2 separate regions of the Homo sapiens genome follow, and region 2 is linked to region 1. Evidence: chromatin loops called from intact Hi-C (ENCODE). Cell type or tissue: A673. All regions are shown on one strand. Each heading gives the region's core, and the rest is flanking DNA. Links, peaks and the distances in the headings are about the cores only.

The links. A loop is a pair of places that touch in the nucleus more often than their neighbours do. Peaks named below come from ENCODE experiments on the same cell type or tissue, not always from the same donor. Only the 100,000 strongest peaks of a DNase experiment are listed, where the experiment ranks them.
Region 2: it touches region 1 in a loop (2.4-fold over the local background); 3 of 110 quality-filtered maps call a loop at or near these places.

The regions. Positions count from the first base shown.
Region 1 is chr9:112,357,881-112,368,456 of GRCh38, forward strand. It overlaps a transcript of PTBP3 not described here and the pseudogene RPL32P22. Among named protein-coding and RNA genes, the nearest start is that of HSDL2, 17 kb to the right of the region's middle. In A673, for the core only: a CTCF peak has its summit at 3,805 (motif pointing left); a DNase peak (open chromatin) is centred at 3,821.
Region 2 is chr9:112,813,583-112,824,158 of GRCh38, forward strand. SNX30 (sorting nexin family member 30) reads left to right here. Exons shown (of 9, transcript NM_001012994.2): 3 at 4,123-4,233. Among named protein-coding and RNA genes, the nearest start is that of SNX30, 68 kb to the left of the region's middle. RefSeq lists a silencer at 4,366-4,415 and an enhancer at 6,206-6,435. In A673, for the core only: a CTCF peak has its summit at 6,496 (motif pointing left); a DNase peak (open chromatin) is centred at 6,469.

The sequences.
Region 1 (10,576 bases), core at 1,863-6,862:
CAAAACTGGAAGAGTTGGAGATAGATGGGGTGATGGTTGCACAACAATGTAAATGTACTTAATGCCGTTGAACTGTACACTTCAATATAGTTAAAATGGTAAATTTTATGTTAGGTATGTTTTACAAAAATAAACAAAAAAATTTGGCCAGGCGCGGTGGCTCATGCCTGTAATCCCAGCATTTTAGAAGGCCAAGGCAGGTGGATCATCTGAGGTCGGGAGTTCAAGACCAGGCTGGCCAACGTGATGATACCCTGTCTCTACTAAAAAAAATAAAAAATTAGCTGGGCGTGGTGGCAGGTGCCTTTAATCCCAACTACCCAGGAGGCTGAGGCAGGAGAATTGCTTGAACGTGGGAGGCAGAGGTTGCAGTGAGTAGATACCATGCCACTGTCCTCTAACCTGGGAGACAGTGAGACTCTGTCTCAAAAAAACAAAAACAAACTGGAAGGAGGGTGCCACTGATGCTACTGGCATGTAGTGGGTACAGACCAAGAATGCTGCTAAACATACTCTAATGCACATGACAGCCTCCCACAAAAAATGATTATCCAACCCAAAATGTCAATAGTGCCACGGCTGAGAAATCCTGGTATGAATTATTAGCATAACCTTGCTAAAGGGTATTAAGTGTGTATATCCTCTGAGCAAACAGTCCCAGTTCTAGAAATGTATTCTATGGAGATATGACTAGTGAGCAATGATGTATACACAAAGGCTTTTTATGGCAAATACCATTCATAATAAAGACAAATTTTAAAACCACTTAAATGTCTATCATAACAGCCAGGAAAGTTGGCATGAACCTGTAGTCCCAGCTACTCACTTGAGGCCAAGAGTTCAAGTCCAGCCTGAACATCATAGCAAGACCTCATCTCCAGAAAAAAATGTCAATCACAAATGAGAATGGTAAAATCAATTTGGAGTACATTCACAAAAAGGAAAATGATGCATCTTCTTTTTGGGGGGCACTGGAGCAGGGACAGAGTCTTGCTCTGTTACCCAGGCTGCAGTACAGTGGCACAATCACTATAGCCTCGACCTCCTGGGCTCAAGCGATCCTCCCACCTCAATCTCCTGAGTATATGGGACCACAGGCATGTGCCACTATGCCTAGCTAAAATTTTTATAATTTTTTGTAGAGACAGTCTCCCAATATTGCCCAGGCTGGTCTCAAACGCCAGGACTCAGGGAATCTCCCATCTTAGCCTCTCAAAGTGCTGGGATTACAGGTGTGCGCCACTGCACCTGACCGCATCTACTTTTAAGAAAAGCTTTAGGCTGGGCGCGGTGGCTCATGCCTTAATCCCAGCACTTTGGGAGGCCGAGGTGAGCGGATCACCTGAGGTCAGGAGTTTGAGACCAGCCTGGCCAACGTGGTGAAACCCCATCTTTACTAAAAAATAGAAAAAAAAAATTAGCCGGGTATGATGGCGGGAACCTGCAGTCCCAGATACTTGGGAGGCTGAGGCAGAGAATAGCTTAACCCCAGGAGGCAGAGGTTGCAGTGAGCTGAGATCGCGCCACTGCACTCCAGCCTGAGCGACAGAGCAAGACTCTGTCTCAAAAAGAAAAAAAAGTTTTAGATGTAAACGTGGAAAGATGTTTATAATATACTAGGTAAGCCAAAGACAGGTTTCAGGCTGGGCACGGTGGCTCACACCTGTAATCCCAGCACTTTGGGAGGCCTAGGCAGGTGGATCACCTGAGGTCGGGAGTTCAAGACGAGCCTGGCCAACATGTTGAAACCCCGTCTCTACAAAAATTCAAAAATTAGCTGGGCATGGTGGCAGGTGCCTGTAATCCCAGCTACTCTAGAGGCTGAGGCAGAAGAATCACTTGAACCCGGGAGGCGGAGGTTGCCGGGAGGCGGAGGTTGCCGTGAGCCGAGATCGTGCCATTGCACTCAAGCCTGGGTGACAGGGCGAGACTCCATCTCAAAAAATAAAAACAAAACACCAAAAAAAAAACAAGTTTCAAAACAATACAATATACACATAATCTCACCATGCTTAAAAACTATAAAAATTAATGTAAAGATTTCAAAGTCTTAGACACATGCCAAATGTTAACATGATTATCTCTGAAGGGTAGTATTAAAGAGGAACTTTCAGTTTCTCTAGCTTGTTGGAATCATGAATCAGAAATATATAGACATTAAAATGCAATAATCAGGTTAATATCCAACAGTTACTAATTAAATAATGACTGGCAATAATTCATGGAGCAAGAAAAGGCACAGCTCGGAGTTCTACGCAGAAGGCTTGGTACATTATCAGAAGCAACTACCACCCCTAAAACCCAAAGGAATTTTTTTTTCCAAGACAGGGTCTTGCTCTGTTGCCCAGGCTGGAGTGCAGTGATGCACTTACAGCTCACTGGAGCCTAAAACTCCTGGGCTCAAGCAGTGCTCCCACCTCAGCCTTCTAAGGACCTGGGACTACAAGCATGCACCACCACACCTGGCTTAATTTTTAAATTTTTTTTTGTAGAATCAGGGTGTCACTGTTGCCCAGGCTGGTCTCATACTCCTGGGCTCAAGTGATCCTCCCACCTTGGCTTCCTAAAGTGTTACGATTACAGGCATGAGGTACAGTTTCTGGCTCACAAGGATTTCTCAGGTGATTCTGAGACAGGGTGAGCTGTCTTGTGGGTAAAGGAAATGGAAATTTTTAAGAGATGTGGGACTCTCTCAAAGCCATTGAAATCATCTGCTCTGAGTCACATTATATTGTTGTTGGCCTCTGACCATCAATTTGTAACATTATTTTTCACTGGAGAAGCCTAAAACATCTTAAAACTCAAATGGAAAAATTTCAATGGCAAGTTATAATACGACTAACAGTAGGTTACGATCCATTAATGAGTCACCAAACTTATTTAGTAGGTTAGAATCAACTTTTTTTTTTTAACAAGGCAGACAAGATTCAAATAAAATAGAATAAAAACTTTGTACTGGGTCTGAATAAATAATTTATTTCCTTTTGTGGGTTGTGGTCAAGAAATTGGAAGGTTACTAAATTACACACTTTAAAAAATGGATTATTATGCAAGCTCAGGGTTAGGAGAGTCCTTATTTGATAACTTAAGCTTAAAGTTGTTGTCAGTGTCATATCCTTTAATATTTCAATTTGATCAGGCATTTTCAATCTCCTATATACTTGAAAATTACTTTTTAACATTGGAGAATTAAACTTCATAGACTTTATTTATTTATTTATTTTTTGTTTTTTTGAGACAGAGTCTCACTCTGTTGCCCAGGCTGGAGTGCAGTGGTGAGATCTTGGCTTACTGAAACCTCTGCCTCCTGGGTTCAAATGATTCTCTTGCCTCAGCCTCCCAAGTAGCTGGGATTACAGGCCTCCACCACCATACCTGGATAATTTTTTTGTATTTTTAGTAGATTCGGGGTTTCACCATGTTGGTCAGGCTGGTCTTGAACTCCTGACCTCAGGTGATCTGCCCATCTCGGCCTCCCAAAGTGCTGGGATTACAGGTGTAAGCCATGGCACCCAGCCTAAACTTCATAGACTTTAGAAGCCACAAAACAAGGGAAGATAACTTTGTCCATTTTATGGTAATTTTGAAAACGTTAATAATATAAAATGGATTGGAGTATCATATCCTGTTTTAATGATTCAAAGCATTATTTTCATTAAGACATTTAAATTTCTACCTTATTTTCCTTTTTTGAGAGCTATAGAAAACTTTGTTATTTTTGCCTTAACCCAAGTCAATTATTATATCACAATATTGTTAATAAATTAACATTTTGTGGCATTATACAATTTTGAATTTTAAAATAACAGTGCCACCTGGTGGTGACTCTAAACATGTTTTTATTTCTCTTCGGTATACATACCAAAAAGTGGAATTGCTCTTTTGACTGTGGACATTCGGGAACTAGCAAGTGTGTTTAACCTGAGAGACTGCCAAACTGTTTTTCAAAGCTACTGAACCATTTTATACTTCCACCAGTAACGTATGAGGGTTCTAATTTCTCCACATCCCATCCGACACTTGTTACTTTCCTTTTTTTTATTATAGTCAACCTAGTGGGTGTACAGTGGAATCTCATTGTGGTTTTGATTTGCATTTCCCTAAGTAATGCTATTGAGCATCTTTTCATGTGCTTGTTGCCATTAGTATATCTTCTTTAGAAAATTATCTATTTGGGGACAGGCATTGTGGCTCACACCTGTAATCCCAGCACTTTGGGAGGCTGAGGCAGGAGGATTGCTTGAGTTCAGGAGTTTGAGACCAGCCTAAGCAACATGGCATGACCCTGTCTCTACAAAAAGTATGAGTCTGTAGTCTCAGCTACTCAGGAGGCTGAGAGGGGAGGATAACTGAGAGGGAGAGGTTGAGGCTGCAGTGAGCCATGGTTGCACCTGAGCAACAAAGTAAGACCCTGTCTAGCAAAAGGAAAAGAAAAAATATCTATTCAAATCGTTGCCCATTTTTTAGTTGGGTTGTTCATTTTTCTGTAGCTGTTGTAAGAATTCTGTGTATATATTGGACACTGGAGCCTTATCAGGTATATGATTTATAAGTATTTTTTCTCATTCTCTAGGTTGTCTTTTCACTTTCTTGATAGTGTCCTGGGATGCACAAATTAATTATTTTAATTCTTATGAAGTTCAATGTATCTTCTTTTTTTTCCCTTCTGTGGCTTGTGCTTTTGGTGTCATATTTAAGAATCCATTGTCAAATCCAAGGTCATGAAGATTTACCCTTATGTTTTCTTTCAAGAGCTTTATAATTTTAGCTCCTACATTTAAGGTCTTTGATCCATTTGGGGTTGATTTTTAGAGCCATCTCTTACTCACCATCATGGCCACCATCAGACCCCTCATGAAGCCCAAGATCATCAAAAAGAGGAGCAAGAAGTTCATTCACCACCAGTCAGAACAATATGTCAAAATTAAGCATAACCGGTGGAAACCCAGAGACAACTGCGTTCATAGAAGATTCAAGGGCCAGATCTTGATGCCCAACATTGGTTATAGAGAAGCAATGAAAACACAAAGCACATGCTGCCCAGCGGCTTCTGGAAGTTTCTGGTACGCATTGTCAAGGACTTGGAAGGGCTGCTGACATGCAGAAAATCTTACTGTCCTGAGATAGCTCACAATGTGTCCTCTGGAACTGCAAAGCCATCATGGAAAGGGCAGCCCAGCTGGCCATCAGAGTCACCAGTCGCAATGCCAGGCAGCACAGCAAAGAAAGGGAATAGACAGCTCATGTGCATGTTTTGTGTTGAAATAAAACCATAAAAACTGTGAAAAATTAATTTTCATATAATTTTTGAGATGGAGTCAGGGGGTGGGTCCAAACTCATTCTTTTATGAATAAGAATATCTAGTTAATACGAATATCTGGGGCTGGGCTTGGTAGCACACGCTTGTGATCTCAGAACTTTGGGAATCTGAGGAGGGCAGATCTCTAGAGCCCAGGAGTTCAAGCCCAGCCTGGGCAACATGGTGAGACCTGTCTCTACAAAAAATACCAGCCTGTAGTCCCAGTTACTCGGGAGGCTGAAGTGGGCCGACTGCATGAGCCCAGGAGGTTGAGGCTGCAGTGAGCCAAGATCCACACACCAATGCACCTCAGCCTGGGCTACAGAGCAAAACTGTCACACACACACACACACACACACACACACACACACACACACACAAAGGCTATTCTTGACCTATTAGTCTTGGTATGCTTGCTGAAAATCAATAGAGCATAAGTGTATCAGTTTATTTATTCTATTAATTGATCTATATGTCTATCCCTATGCCAATACCACATGGTTTTTGCTTTTGTTTTGTAATTATTAGACTTGATTTTTTAGAAGAGTGCTAGATTCACAGAAAAATTGAGCAAAAAGTACTGAGAGTTTCCACATACTCCCTCCTCCACCATTAACAGCCCCAGTTGGTATGGTAAATTTGATATAATCAATAAACCAACATTGACATATCATTATCAACCAAAATCCATAGGGTTCACTCTGTGTTGTACCTTCTGTGAATTTTGACAAATATATAATGACATATCTGTAACATTATGGTATCATACAGAATAGTTTTACTGCCCTAAAAATCTTCTGATCTCTGCCTATTGATCCCTCCCTCCTCACTAACTACCGGCAAACACTGATCCTTTTTACTGTCTCCATAGTTTTGCCTCTTCAGAATGTCATATATTTGGAATCATACAGTGTGTACCCTTTCCAGACTGGCTTCTTTCGCTTAGTAATATGCATTTAACTTTCCTCCATGTCACTGTGGCTTGCTAGGTCAGTTCTTTTTTTTTTTTTTTTTTTTTTTTTTTTTGAGACAGGGTCTCACAGTAGCAAGATCTTTAAAAACAGGCAATAAAAGTTTAATTTGATAAGAGAATTTCAAGAAGACAAAAAAAAAGCCCTAGTTATTTGCAAAGCAGAAGAAAAGCAAAAGAGCATACTAACCTTTTATAAGTATTTTGGTAAAGAAAAGTACCAGGGGGCCAGGCACCATGGCTCATGCCTGTAATCCCAGCACTTTGGGAAACCGAGGTGTGTGGATCATTTGAGCCAGGAGTTCAAGACCAGCTTGGGCAACACAGCAAGACCCTGTCTTTACAAAAACTATAAGCCTGTAGAACCAGCTACTCGTGAGGCTGAGGTGGAAGGATAGCTTGAGCCTAGGCGTCTAAGGCTGCAGTGAGCTATGATCACGCCACTGTACTCTAGCCTGTGCAACAGGGCAAGACCCTGTCTCTATTTTTAAAAAATTAAGAAATTTAAAAAAGAAATATTGTGAGAATTAGGAAAATATGACAGAGACACAAAGTGAGGACACATTATTGGAAAAATGGCACCAATTGACTTGCGTGACACAGGGTTGACAGAAATATTCAATTTGTAAAAAATGCATTATCTGTGAAGTACAATAAAGTGAAGCTCCATAAAACAAGGCATACTTACATACATTACCACTAACTAAGTCACTATGTTGTATATTAGATTTCCAGAACTTACTGACCCTATCTAACAGTTTCAGTACCGTGTAATCTACATATCTCCATTCCTCCACCCCCACCACAACCCAGCCTCTGGCAGCCACCCTTCTATTTGCTGCTTCTACGTGTTCAACATTTTTAGATTCCACACATAAGTGAGATCATGCCTTTCTGTGGCTGGCTTATATCACTTAGCATAATGTCTTCCACGTTCATCCATGTTATCACAAATGACAGGATTTCTTTCTTCTTTAAGGCTTAATAGTATTTCATTGTATATGTCTATCTATCTATCTATGTATCTATATATGTATGTATCTATCTATACATATGTCACATTTTCTTTATCCATTCATCCATTGATGGACACTGATATGGTTTGGCTCTGTGATCCCAGGCAAATCTCATCTTGTAGCTCCCATAATTCCCATGTGTTGTGGGAGGGACCCAGTGGGAGATAATTGAATCATGGGGGTGGGTCTTTCCCTTGCTGTTCTCATGAGAGTGAATAAGTCTCATGAGATCTGATGGTTTTAAAAATGGGAGTTTCCTTGCACACACTCTTTCGCTTTGTCTGCTGCCATCCATGTAAGATGTGACTTGCTCCGTCTTGCCTTCCTTCATGACTGTGAGGCTTCCCCAGCCATGTGGAACTGTAAGTCCATTAAACCCCTTTCTTTTGTAAATTGTCCAGTCTTGGGTATGTCTTTATCAGCAGCATGAAAATGGACTAATACAGTAAATTAGTACCAGTGGTGTGGGGTGCTGCTGAAAAGATACCGAAAAATGTGGAAGTGACTTTGGAACCGGTAATAGACAGAGGTTGGAACAGTTTGGAGGGCTCAGAAGAAGACAGGAAAACGTGGAGAAGTTTGGAACTCCCTAGAGACTTGTTGAATAGTTTTGATCAAAATGCTGATAATGATATGGATAATGAAATCCAGGCTGAGGTGGTCTCAGATGGAGATGAGAAACTTGTTGATAACTGGAGCAAAAGTGACTTGGGTGCTGTTACAGGCATTCCATTTTATAAGGGAAGCAGAGTTCTGAAAATTTGCAGCGTGACAATGCGATAGAAAAGAAAATCCCATTTTCTGAGGAGAAATTCAAGCCAGCTGCAGAAATTTGCATAAGTGGCTGGGCACAGTGGCCTGTAATCCCAGCACTTTGGGAGGCCAAGGTGGGTGGATCATGAGGTCAGGAGTTCGAAACCAGCCTGGCCAACATGGTGAAACCCAGTCTCTACTAAAAATACAAAAATTAGCTGGGTGTGGGGGTGCATGCCTGTAGTCCCAGCTACTCAGGAGGCTAAGGCACAATAATTGCTTGAACCCAGGAAGCGGAGATTGCAGTGAGCCAAGACACACCATTGCACTCCAGCCTGGGCAATAGAGTAAGACTCTGTCTCAAAAAAAAAAAATTGCATAAGTAATGAGGAGCTGAATGGTAATTCCCAAGAGAATGGGGGAAATGTTGCCAGGGCATGTCAGAGGTCTTCATGGCAGCCCCTCCCATCACAGGAGGAAAAAATGGTTTCATGAACTGGGTCCAGTGTTCCCAAGCTGTGTGCAGCCTAGGGACTTGGCACCCTGCTTTCCAGCCACTCCAGCCATGGATGAAAGGGGCCAATATAGAGCTTGGGCCATGGCTTCCGAGGGTTCAAACCCCAATCCTCGGAAGCTTCCACGTGGTGGTGAGCCTGCAAGTTCACAGAAGATTTGGGGTTTCTGAACCTCCACCTAGATTTCCAAAGATGCGTAGAAATGCTTGGATGCCCAGGCAGAAGTTTGCTGCAGGGGTGGGCCCTCATGGAGAACCGCTGCTAGGGTAGTGCAGAAGGGAAAGGTAGAATCAGAGCCTCCACACAGTCCTTAGTGGGGCACCACCTAGTGGAGCTGTGAGAAGAGGGCTACCGTCTTCCAGGCCCCAGAATGATAGATCCACTGACAGCTTTCACCATTCACCTGGAAAAGCTGCAGACACTCAATCCTAGCCTGTGAAAGCAGCCAGGAGGGGGGCTATACCCTGTAAAGCCACAGGGGTGGAGCTGCCCAGGACTGTGGGAACTCACTTCTTGCATCAGCATGGCCTGGATGTGAGACATGGAGTCAAAGGTGATCATTTTGGAGCTTTAAGATTTGACTGCCCTGCTTTCTTTGTGGTTACCATGAGCCTAACATAAAATATCTTATCACAGTCTATTTTAAGTTGACACTAGCTTAACTTTCATCACAAGAACTTTGCATTTTAACTTTTCTTCCCACATTTTATGTTATTGATGTTACAATTTGTATGTTGTCTATCCATGACCAAATTATTATAGCTATATTTTAATACATAAAAAAACTTTAGACTACAGTTAAAAGTGATTTATGTACCCCCATTACTATATTAGAGTATTCTGAATTTGACTATTTTTACCCTTACAGTGAATGTTATACTTGCATGTTTTCATTTTGTTAGCTATTATTCTTTTGTTTCAACACAAAGAACTCCCTTTAGCATTTCTTGTAAAGCAGATGTAGTGGTGATGAACTCCCACAGGTTTTTTTGTTTGTGTTTTGGGTTTTTTTGTTTTGTTTTGTTTTTTGGCTAGGTTCTTATCTCCTTTATTTCTGAAGGACAGCATTACTGACCTTCAGAACAGTATAGTATTGTTAGTTGGCAGGTATAGTATTCTTAGTCAGGTATAGTATTGTTAGTTGCCAAGTTTTTTCATCTTTCAACATTTTGAATATATTCCCATGGTTTCCTGGCCTGCAAGGTTTCTACTGAGAAATGCAATGATAATCTTATGATGGTTCCCTTGTATGTAATGAGTTCCTTTTCTCTTGCTGCTTTCAAAATTCTTTCTATCTTTGACTTTGATGATTTGATTATAATGGGCCTCAGTGAAGATCTCTTTATATTTAATCTATTTGGGATTCTTTGGGTTTCATGGATTTGGATGTTCATTTCCCTTCCCAATTTGGGGAGTTTTCTGTCATTGTTTCTTTAAATAAGTTTTCTGCCCCCTTCTCTTTCACTGTTCCTTCTGGAACTCCCATAATGTATATATTAGTTTGTTTGATGATATCCCATGATTCCTGTAGGCTTTCTTCAGTTTTTTTTTCTTTTTGTTCTTTTCATTGTTGTTGTTGAGACGAAGTCTCACTCTGTCACCCAGGCTGGAGTGCAGTGGCACAATCTTGGTTCACTGCAAACTCTGCCTCCTGGATTCAAGCAATCCTCCCACCTCAGCCTCTCTAGTAGCTGGGACTACAGGCATGCACCACCATGCCTGGCTAATTTTTGTATTTGTATTTTTTATTTTTTGAGACAGAGCGTCATTCTGTTGCCCAGGCTGGAGTACAATGGTGCAACCTCGGCTCACTGCAACCTTTGTCTCCCAGGTTTAAGCGATTCTTGTGCCTCGGCCTCCTGAGTAGCTGGGATTACAGGCGTGCGCCACCACACCCAGCTAATTTTTGTATTTTTAGTAGAGACAGGGTTTCGCCATGTTGGCCAGGTTGGTCTCGAACTCCTGACCTCAAGTTATCCACCCACCTTGGCCTCCCAAAGTGCTGGGATTACAGGTGTGAGC
Region 2 (10,576 bases), core at 3,499-8,498, 460 kb after region 1:
CTCAGCCTCCAGAGTACAGTAGCTGAGACTACAGGTATGCACCACCATGCCTGGCTAATTTTTGTATTTTTAGTAGAGACAGGGTTTCACCATGTTGGCCAGGCTGGTCTTGAACTCCTGACTTCAAGTGATCCGCCTGCCTCGGCCTCCCGAAGTGTTGGGATTACAGGCATGAGCCACCACTCCTGGCTCTTATCTAAATTTAAAAAAAAAAAAAAAGTCTTACCAACAAAATTACTGACAGCCATAGAATAAATATGCCATAATTTCATTAATAGTTTTTAATTATTGAATATTTAGGTTGCTTTGATTCCTTGCTGATTTAAATAATATTGCAATGAAGATCATTATGCAAATATCCTTGCCACAGTTTAGACATTATTTTCCAATGGTAGATTCCTAGAAGTAGAAAAGCAGTGATTAGACATAACTAGAAAAGAAAATCATAGAGACTATAGGTGAATATTTTTATAAGCTTGCAGTGGGGATGGCCTTCTTACTGAAGACCCCAAAAGTAGCATAAAGGGCAAATATGGATGAAATCAACAATAAAACAATGGAAAGATTCTGTATCAGACAAACCATTTGGAAATTATGATAGGCAAATGGTAATAAAGAACTTACACAAATGAAAAAGACTTGACTCAATTTTTATTTTTATTTTTATTTATTTTTTGAGTTGAGGTCTTACTCTGTGGCTCACACTGGAGTGCAGTGGTGCAGTCTTGGCTAGCTGTAACCTCTGCCTCCCAGGCTCAAGCGATCCTCCCACCTCAGCGTCCTGAGTAGCAGGGACTACAGGTGCATGCCACCATGCCCGGCTAATTTTTGCATTTTTTGTAGAGACAGGGTTTTGCCATGTTGCTCAGGCTGGTCTTGAACTCCTGGACTCAAGCTATCTGCCTGCCTCGGCCTCCCAAAGTGCTAAGATTATAGGCATGAGCCACTGCGCCTGGCTGGACTTATAATTTTTAAAAAGACCCCTGATAAAAGAAGAAAAATACTTTTCTTCTTTTGGCCAATAAACATTTGAAAGGATGTTCAACCCCAATAGTAATTAAAGAAACAACTGTAAACAAAGATGATGTATTATTTTTCATTTATCAGTCCACCAAAGATAACTAGTTCCTGAGAATACGTGGTAAGAATATAAATTGCTATATTTCTGAAAGCAGTTTGTCAATTAAAAAGTATATGTACACTTTTGTCCAGCAATTCTATCTTTAGGAATTTATTTTAAGGGAATTACGAGGTGCTCAATGGTGTTTACAAAAGTATTGTTTATTGATGGAAAAATTGGAAACAACTTAAATGGGGATTTGGTTTAATTATCGTGTAACCATTCAGTGGAATACTATGTATGTGTTAAAATGACTGTACATCTGAACTTACTGCTGCAGAAAGATGTCCAAGATGTGCTAAAAGAGATACAGACAATGAGTAAATGAATGAATATGCGTAGAAAAATATGGAAACATATAAACCATGTTAATTGTGTTTTTCTGTATTTAGAGGGATTATGGCTGATCTTTTATTTTCTATTTATTTTTCTTGAAGTTTTAAAATAAGTATATAACCCGAATAAATAGAAGGAAAAAAAAAAAGCCTGTTCCCCAAAAGTGAAATTGGTTGTGGCAAAAATAAAACGTGTGTTCTATTGTGCTGTCTTTTGTAGTTACCAAAAATGATTTCAAATTAGAGTAGAAATATTACATAAACTGTAATTTATGAAATGGATCTGAAAAACATAAGAGAAATGATCAGTTAATAGTGTAACTTTTTTTTTTTTTTTTTGAGACAGGGTCTCTTGCTCTGTTTCCCAGGCTGGAGTGCAGTGGTGCAGTCTTGACTCACTGCAGCCTCCCCCTCTGGGGTTCAAGCAATTCTTATGCCTCAGCTGCCTGAGTAGCTGGGATTACAGGCACCCACCACCACAACTGGCTAATTTTTGTATTTTTAATAGAGACAGGGTTTCACCATGTTGGCCAGGCTGATCTTGAACTACCGACCCCAAATGATCAGCCCACCTCGGCCTCCCAAAGTGCTGGGATTACAGGTGTGAGCCACTGCGCCCAGCCAATAATCGTGTAACATTTAAGAAGGCAAAAAGTAGAGCCTTCCATCAGTTTGGTTTACAATGAAAACCAGTTGCTTTAATTTGTCACCTTTCAAAATATGTCTTTCATTAGCCCTTAATCATTGGCAAGTTCTCACATGGAGCCTATCGGGGGGAGATGGGAGGTCTTGAACTTCCCTTCCAACCTGCTTTTGTTTTTTTGAGACAAGGTCTCACTCTGTCGCCTAGGCTGAAGTGCAGTGGCACAGTCAGCTCACTGCAGTCGTCTCGACCTCCTGGGCTCAGACAATCCTCCTGCCTCAGCCTCTGAGTAGTAGGGACTGCAAGTATGCACTACCACACCTGGCTAATTTAAAACTTTTTTTTGCAGAGATGGGGTCTCGCTATGTTGCCCAGGCTGGTCTCAAACTCTAGGGCTCAAGCTAATCCTTCCTTCTTGGCCTCTTAAAGGGCTGGGATTACAGGCATGAGCCACCACGCCCTGCCCTAACTCTCTTCTTACTGTTGAACCTAGGGCTCAAGGAGGCTTAGTGACATGTTAGGGATCTGGTAGGGATGCAAGAACTGCATAGGCGCAGAGTCCTTCCTACTCCGCCTGTGCGGGTGGTGTGGGGATGGGAGTATCAGGCCACTTGTTCCCAATATTTCTGTCATGCTGTGCTTGAAAATTTGTCAACAATGACTTGCTCTCTGGATTTAAGTGTTGTCTTTTTTCCTCTCTCTCCAGTCCTACAATGCTAGTTCCTTTGGGAAAATCATCTGATAAGTCACAAATACCTACATTGAGTGAATTTCCCCACATCTTCACCCTTGCAAACACAGAGGAAGGTCGTGTTTCATAGGCATATGCTGGTGTGTGGGACTTGAAGAGGGGAAACAATGCAGTTAGTTGGGGGTCAGTCCAAGAATGAGTCCTTGAACTTCACCATTTTGCTAAGACAGTGAACACAGGTTTTGGGGAGGATGAAATCATAATTTTTGATGCTAGAGCTGTTCACAGCTTTTTCTTTGATGAATGACTCTCGTTCATGTGCTTAAAGATTTTCTTGGTGCTGTGAATTAAAACAGACTTTTGGCTTGAAAGAGTAAATTTATGAGATGTAGCTTGACCCATTTTTATCTTGTACTTTAATTTCTGAGAACCATGACAGTCATATAGTGTGTATCCTCATAGGGAAAAATGGCTTATGTGAGACACGGTGTAATTTGTGCCAGTAAATGAGTAAAAATCTTGTTTTGGTAAAAATCAACTCAATTTTATTTAACATTGATTTTCATTATTAAAGTGCTGCAATCACATTTCAGAAAACTTTAAAAATTGAGAAAAAGGGATGAGATTATTAATATTTTTCTGCAATGCAATGGCATTTTTGTATTATTTCTAGATTTTTTCTTATCTGTCTAAAATATAACAGTTCCAGGGTTGTGGTTTGGCAGAATGTGGCAAATTAAGCAAAACCTTTTCTATTTTCATCTAATCTGCCCCCGAAATGAGCAGTGATCTATTATCTTTACTTTTTGTTTATTTCCTCTTTGGCAAAACTTGTCAGCATATTTAGCAGAAGGTGGAGACAATTTCTTTTCACAGATTTGGATTTAGTAGCAATATCCTAAGTGGATTTTTTCTGCTAAAAGAAATTGTTAGAGTTAAGCTTGGAGGAAATGAATCAAATGTTTCTAAACAATTCTGGGGGATAGTTGAATTCTATTTCCTGACGGTAGGGAAAAAAAAAAAAACTGGCTTTTTTTTTTTTTTTTTTTTTTTTTTTTTTGAGACGGAGTCTCGCTCTGTCACCCAGGCTGGAGTGCAGTGGTGCAATCTCGGAAAACTGGCATTTTTATTCCAGCTCGTTGAATTTTTAACTGGGCTAAGTGTCCCAGACTGGTCTATTCTGTGTTGGTAAACTCTGCCATTTGGCTGTTGTGTTTGGTGGAAGGAAAATATGATCTTGCCTAGTTTGGTTATTCTAAGAGCTTTTTTCCTTCCCTTCAGCCAAGATATGCTATTCCCTTATGCTTATTTTTTTCCATTCTCTTCTTTGCAGAGTACTCGGGTGGAGTTTGACCTGCCAGAATATTCTGTTCGTCGAAGATACCAGGATTTTGACTGGTTGAGGAGCAAACTGGAAGAATCCCAGCCCACTCATCTCATTCCCGTAGGTAGTAAGTCACTACAGCTTGTTTCTCACTTGTCCTGTGTTGTCTTTCCTGAAGGGGTTCACTCAACTCTCATCCCTTAAGTTATACAGACTCACCCAGCAAACATATATAAAACATGTTAACGGACACTGTATACAATACTTCACCTATTAGGTTTTAGTTTCTGATTTGGTATATAGAAAGCCAGTTTTGCGGCTGGCTGGGCTTTCTTTAGCCACAGCGGCAGAAATCTAGCACAGAATCCATTGCCACAGTTTTTCATTTAAAAAACAAGAAACCACCTAACACTGTTTATTGAAGCAACGTGACATTTATCTACTCCAGCGCTTCCATCTGCACAGTTTTTAAAAAACAGAACCAGAGCAAAAGAAATTTAAATCTTTTTTTTTTTTTTTTTTTTGAGACAGAGTCGCACTCTCTTGCCCAGGCAGGTGCGCAATGGCATGATCGCAGCTCACTGCAACCTCCGACTCCCAGGTTCAAGTGGATCACCTGCCCCTACCAGGTTCAAGTGGATCACCTGCCCCAGCCTTCTGGGTAGCTGGGATTACAGGCGTATGCCACCACGCCCAGCTAGTTTTTGTATTTTTAGTAGAGATGGGGTTTTGCCATATTGGCCAGGCTGGTCTCGAACTCCTGATCTCAGGTGATCCACCGACCTCAGCCTCCCAAAGTGCCGGGATTACGGGTGTGAGCCACCGTGCCTGGCCTCAACATTTATATTGAGTACTTTTCTGACTACTTTTGTTAAAAGTAGAAATAATAACGGTTTGGACACCAGATGTTTCTTTGGGCCTTGGGGGCTTTAGAGCAGTTTGAGTCATAAAACTCCTCAGAGGGGCTGATTTATCTTTCAGCAAAAACCTTTGTTGAATGATAACTTCCTAGGACTACCAACTTTCTGTTACTACCGCATCTCCCAGCCTTTTTCCCCCCATGGTTAGAAGAGGCTGTGTATGTTGTGAATGCACTGGCAGTTTTCTCAGTTTTCAGGGTGAAAAGAGCCACGTTGCCAGTACTGTGATAGGAACGATGGCTCTCACCTGGGACTCAGTTCTTTCTCAGGGTATCTCCTTTTTCCTCCACATACTTTTCTGTTCTCCGAGCCTGAAGTTTTGCTTTTTCTGTCTTCTAACCACTTAAAAACATGCCTGAAGAGGAAACAGTAGTTTTTAAACAGTTGGGAATATTCCTTAAAATAGAATCTTAAGGTGGCAAAATAGGCAGTTAGTGAATAATTTTTAAAAAATAAACTGCATTTTAGAACATTATCAGAATTACAGAATTATTGTGAAGGTAGTAGAGAGAATTCTCAAGCCTCACATCCGGTATTAACATTTTATATTAGTGTGGCACTTTTGTCAAAATGAACCAGTCATTATGAAATAAACACCATTATTAACTAAAAGTCTTTTATTCCAAGTTCCTTTTTATTTTTCTTTCTTTCTTTTTTTTTTTTTTTTTTGAGATGAAGTTTACCTCTGTCACCCAGGCTGGAGTGCAGTGGCATGATCTTGGCTCACTGCAACCTCTGCCCCCGGAGTTCAAGCGATTCTTCTGCCTCAGCCTCCTGAGTAGCTGGGATTACAGGTGCACACCACCATGCCCAGCTAATTTTTGTATTTTTAGTGGAGATGAGATTTCAGCATGTTGGCCAGGCTGGTCTCAAACTCTTGATCTCAGGTAATCCTCCCACCTCGGCCTCCCAAAGTGCTGGGATTACAGGTGTGAGCCACCACGCCCGGCCCAAGTTCCTTTTTTCTGTTCCAGGATCCTACCCAGGATCCCACATTTTATTTAGCAGTCATGTCTCCTTAGGCTCTTCTTGGTTGTAACAGTTTGTCAGGCTTTCCCTTTTTTGGATGACCATGACTGTTTTGAGGAGTACTAGTCAGGAATTTTGTAGACTTGTCCCTCAGTTGACATTTGTCTGACGGCTTTCCCAATCGGGGTAATGTGTTTGGGGAGGAAACCACAGAGGCAAGCTGCCACCCTCATCACCTATCCAGGGCACGTGCTGTCAACAGTGTGCCTCACCATTGATGTGAACCTCCATCGCCTGACTTGAGGTAGTGCTGGTCAGCTTTCTTCACTGTACAATTACTCTTTCTCCCAGCCTTTTTGTACTGTACTCTTTGGAAGAAAGTCACTGTTTATTTATAGCCCACACCATGCATCAGGGAGCTGCCCTCCTGGCAGCTGGTGCCTGTGAGGTTGATACTGGAAGCGCAAAGGTAAGACAGTGACACCTGCTGGTTGAAACATAGTGTCTACTCTTCCATAGACACTAGAAGAGAATGGAAGAATTTCCGGAATGCCCAAAGTGGATCCAGAATATCTTTAAGTGTGGTTTCTGATGGTCTGGATAGAAGCAGTTGGTAGGAAGCTACTTTAGAAACAAGCAGAAACTTAATTTTTTTTCATAAATTCTTGGTACTTGCATATCTGGAGTGGAGATTTAATATGGGAGAGCCTCTCTGATTTAAGTATGAAAGTCAAACCAGCAACCAACCCCCCTCATCCGCTACAAAAAAATTTTATAGTAGCTTTGCTAGGAGGTGTCTGTCTGTTATTTAAGTGTCATCTTTGGGAGGAAGAGAGGATGGGATGAGAAGGTTATAAGGAAGACAAAGGACCCCTGCCTTGGGGAACTTATTATCAGTTGGAGACCCAGCAAACATGCAGAAATGTTCATTTCCCTTTTTAAGAAAGGATTTATTGAGATTATATAACATATAATTCACCCATTTAAAATGTACAATTCAAAGGCTTTTAGTATATTCATAAAATTGGACAACCATCAGCATTATCCATTTTCAAATCTTTTTATCACCCCAAAAAGAAACCTCACATCCCTTAGCTGTCACTTACAAACACTGTATATCTCCCAGCCCCTGGCAACCACTCATGTACTTTCTACAGATTTGCCTATTCTGGACATTTCATGTAAGTGAAATGATACACAACGTGATTTTTTTTGTTACTGGGTTTTTTCACTTAGCATATTTTCAAGGTTCATCCATGTTGTAGCATATATTAATATTTAATTCCTTTTTATTGCCATATAATATTCTAGTTTATGGATAATACCACATTTTGTCTATTCACCCTTGATGGACGTTTTGGTTGTTTCACCTTTTGGCTATTATGAGTAATGCTGCTGTGAGCGTTCATGTACAAGTTTTTCTGTGGACATGTTCCCATTTTGGGGGGGGTGTATTCTTAGGAATGTAATTGTTGAATCATACATAACTCTATAATTGGCCTTTTGAGGAACTGCCAGACTGTTTTCAAAAGTGATGACAGCAACTTACATTTCCACACGCGATGTATAGGAGTTTCTCCACATCTCCATCAATGCTGTTACTGTCTGTCTTTTGGATTGTAGCCATTCTACTGGATGTGCAGTGCTATCTCATTGTGATTTTAATTTGTATTTCCCTAATGATGTTGAGCATCTTTTCATGTGCTTTTGGGCATTTGCATATCTTCCTTGGAGAAATATCAATTAAGATCCATTGCCCATTTAAAAATTGGGGTGCCTTTTCATCCTTAAATTTTCATAGTTCTTTTTTCAAATTTTATATATATGTGTGTATATATATATGTGTGTTTGTATATATGTGTATATATGTGTGTGTGTATATGTGTGTATATATATGTGTGTGTATATAATTTTTTTTTTGAGGCGGAGTCTCGCCCTGTCACCCAGGCTGGAGTGCAGTGGTGTGATCTCGGCTCACTGCAAGCTCCGTCTCCCGGGTTCACGTCATTCTCCTGCCTCAGCCTCCCTAGTACCTGGGACTACAGGCGCCCGCCACCATGCCTGGCTAATTTTTTGTATTTTTAGTAGAAACAGGGTTTCACCATGTTAGCCAGGATGGTCTCCATCTCCTGACCTCGTGTTCCGCCTGACTTGGCTTCCCAAAGTGCTGGGATTACAGGCTTGAGCCACTGCGCCCAGCCCCATTATATGTATAAAATTTTAAGAGGCAGGAATGTTGTTTTGTCACCCAGGCTGGAGTGCAGTGGTATGATCACAGCTCACTGCAGCCTCGACCTCCCAGGATCAAGCGATTCTCCCACCTCAACCTCCTCAGGTATGTGTCACCATGCCTGGCTGGTTTTTAATTTTTTTTTGTAGAGACAAGGTGTCACTGTGTTGCCCAGGCTGGTCTTGAACTCTTGGGCTCAAGTGATCTTCCCACCTCAGCCTCTCGAATAGCTGGGACTACAGGCACCCTATGCCATCATGCCTGGCTAATTCTTTTTTTGGTAGAGACAGAGTCTTGCTATGTTGCCCAGGCTGGTCTCAAACTCCTGGCCTCAAGGGATCCTCCTGCCTTTGCCTTCTAAAGTGCTGGGATTACAGGCATGAGCCACCGCGCCTGGCCAAGAGTAACCATATGTTCTTAAAATGCCTTCTTGGAACCAGAAGTATGCTGGTTGTATATGTTTGTCATCTCATAACAGCAGTTCACTGTGTTTTTCTTCATTATGTAATAGTTGGAGCTGCCAGAAAGTCTTCATTATGACTTTTTCCCTCTGTTTTTTTTAAAGCTTTTTTGAGATATAATGGATATACAGAATAGCCTTGCACATATTTAATGCATACGATTCGATAGGCTTGTATGTACCCCTGATACCATCACCACAATCAAGGTAATAAACAGATCCATCACCTTCACAAGTTTTCTTTTGTCCCTTTGCTGTTTTGTTTTGTTTTTTTTTTTTGTAAGAACCTGTAACATAAGATGTACATAATGTGTAACATGAACATGTAACATAAGATCTCTCGTCTTATCACATTTTACAGCATGCAACACCATACAGTCATTCCCCCTTATTTGTGGTTTTGCTTTCCATGGTTTCAGTTACCTGTAGACCAAAAATATGACATGGAAAATTCCAAAAATAAACAGTTCATAAGTTTTACATTGTTTGCTGTTCTGAATAGTGTGATGAAATCTCATGCAGTCCCGCCTAGGACATAAATTATCTTTGTCCGGTGTATCCACGCTGTAGACATTGCCCACCTGTGAGTCCTTTAGTAGCCCTCTTGGTTATCAGGCTGGAGATCACAAGAAGAAGAATGAATACAGTACCATAAGATGTTTTGAGAGAGAAAGAGAAAGGCCAAATCCCCATAACACTTATTACAGAATATTGTTATAATTGTTCTGTTTTATTATTGTGAATCTCTTACTCTGCCTGATTTGCAAACTAAATTTTACTATAGGTATGTATAGGAAAAAACATATACATATATAGGTATGTATATACAGGTGGGAAGTTCACTTGAGCCCAAGAGTTCAAGACCAGCCTGGGCAACACAGTGACACCTTGTTTCTAAATTTTATTATAGGTGTGTATATATAGGAAAAACATAGTATATACAGGGTTCAATACCATCCATGGCTTCAGCATCTGCTGGGGGTCTTGGAATGTATCCCCCTAGGATAAGGGAGGATGACTGTATTGTTAACTATAGGTACCACTTTGTACAGCAGATATCTGGAACAACTTATTTATGTTTTATAACACTAGCTTTATATCCATTGAACAACTCCCCATTTCCCACTCTCCGTACCCCTGGCAACCACCATTCTATTTTCTGCTTCGGTATTTGTTCAGTGGGTTTGACACTTCTGCATTTCCTGGAGCACTAGTTACACAGCAGAGCAATTTCATGATTAGATGGGTGCCCGTATTAGATTTGGAAGATGAAGCAGATACATTGAATAAACACTTGAGTGTTTAATTTTCACTTGGAAATTTAATGTTTACCTCAGTTTTAAGGAAGAAAGCTTTCTGGAAGGATACATTTGTATTATGTCCAAGTTTTCTTTTGAGTAGTAGTAAACTCAGAGGAATTAATGAGAATAAATTTGTAATGCAACAATTTTTTTTTTAATATGAAATAATAAAAACTCCATTTTCTAGTTGGGTTCTTCTTTTTTCTACTGTTAAAAATATACCTGCGTTTAGCTTATTCAATGGATAAGTTAATAAGTATTGAAACATTGGTTCAACTTCCTAATGCTTTGCATTAAACTGGGCTTGGTGATTATTGTTTTTAATCTCTGCACTTGGTGACAAGCTTTTAATCTCTATGCTCCTTTATTTATTTGGTAGTAATTTTTGCTTAGAAGCAGTATTTTCTATTAGTTCGACAAGGGTAGGAGAAATAGGCCTCTGCCATGTAAATATTTAATGTGCACTAAATATTTGTTGAATTGCTTAGAAGAAGCAAGTCATTTGCTGACGAGGAAGTTGGACATTTCAGGATTCAGCAATTGAAAGATTTGTCTAGATTTCCTACCCAGAAATAGCAGCTTT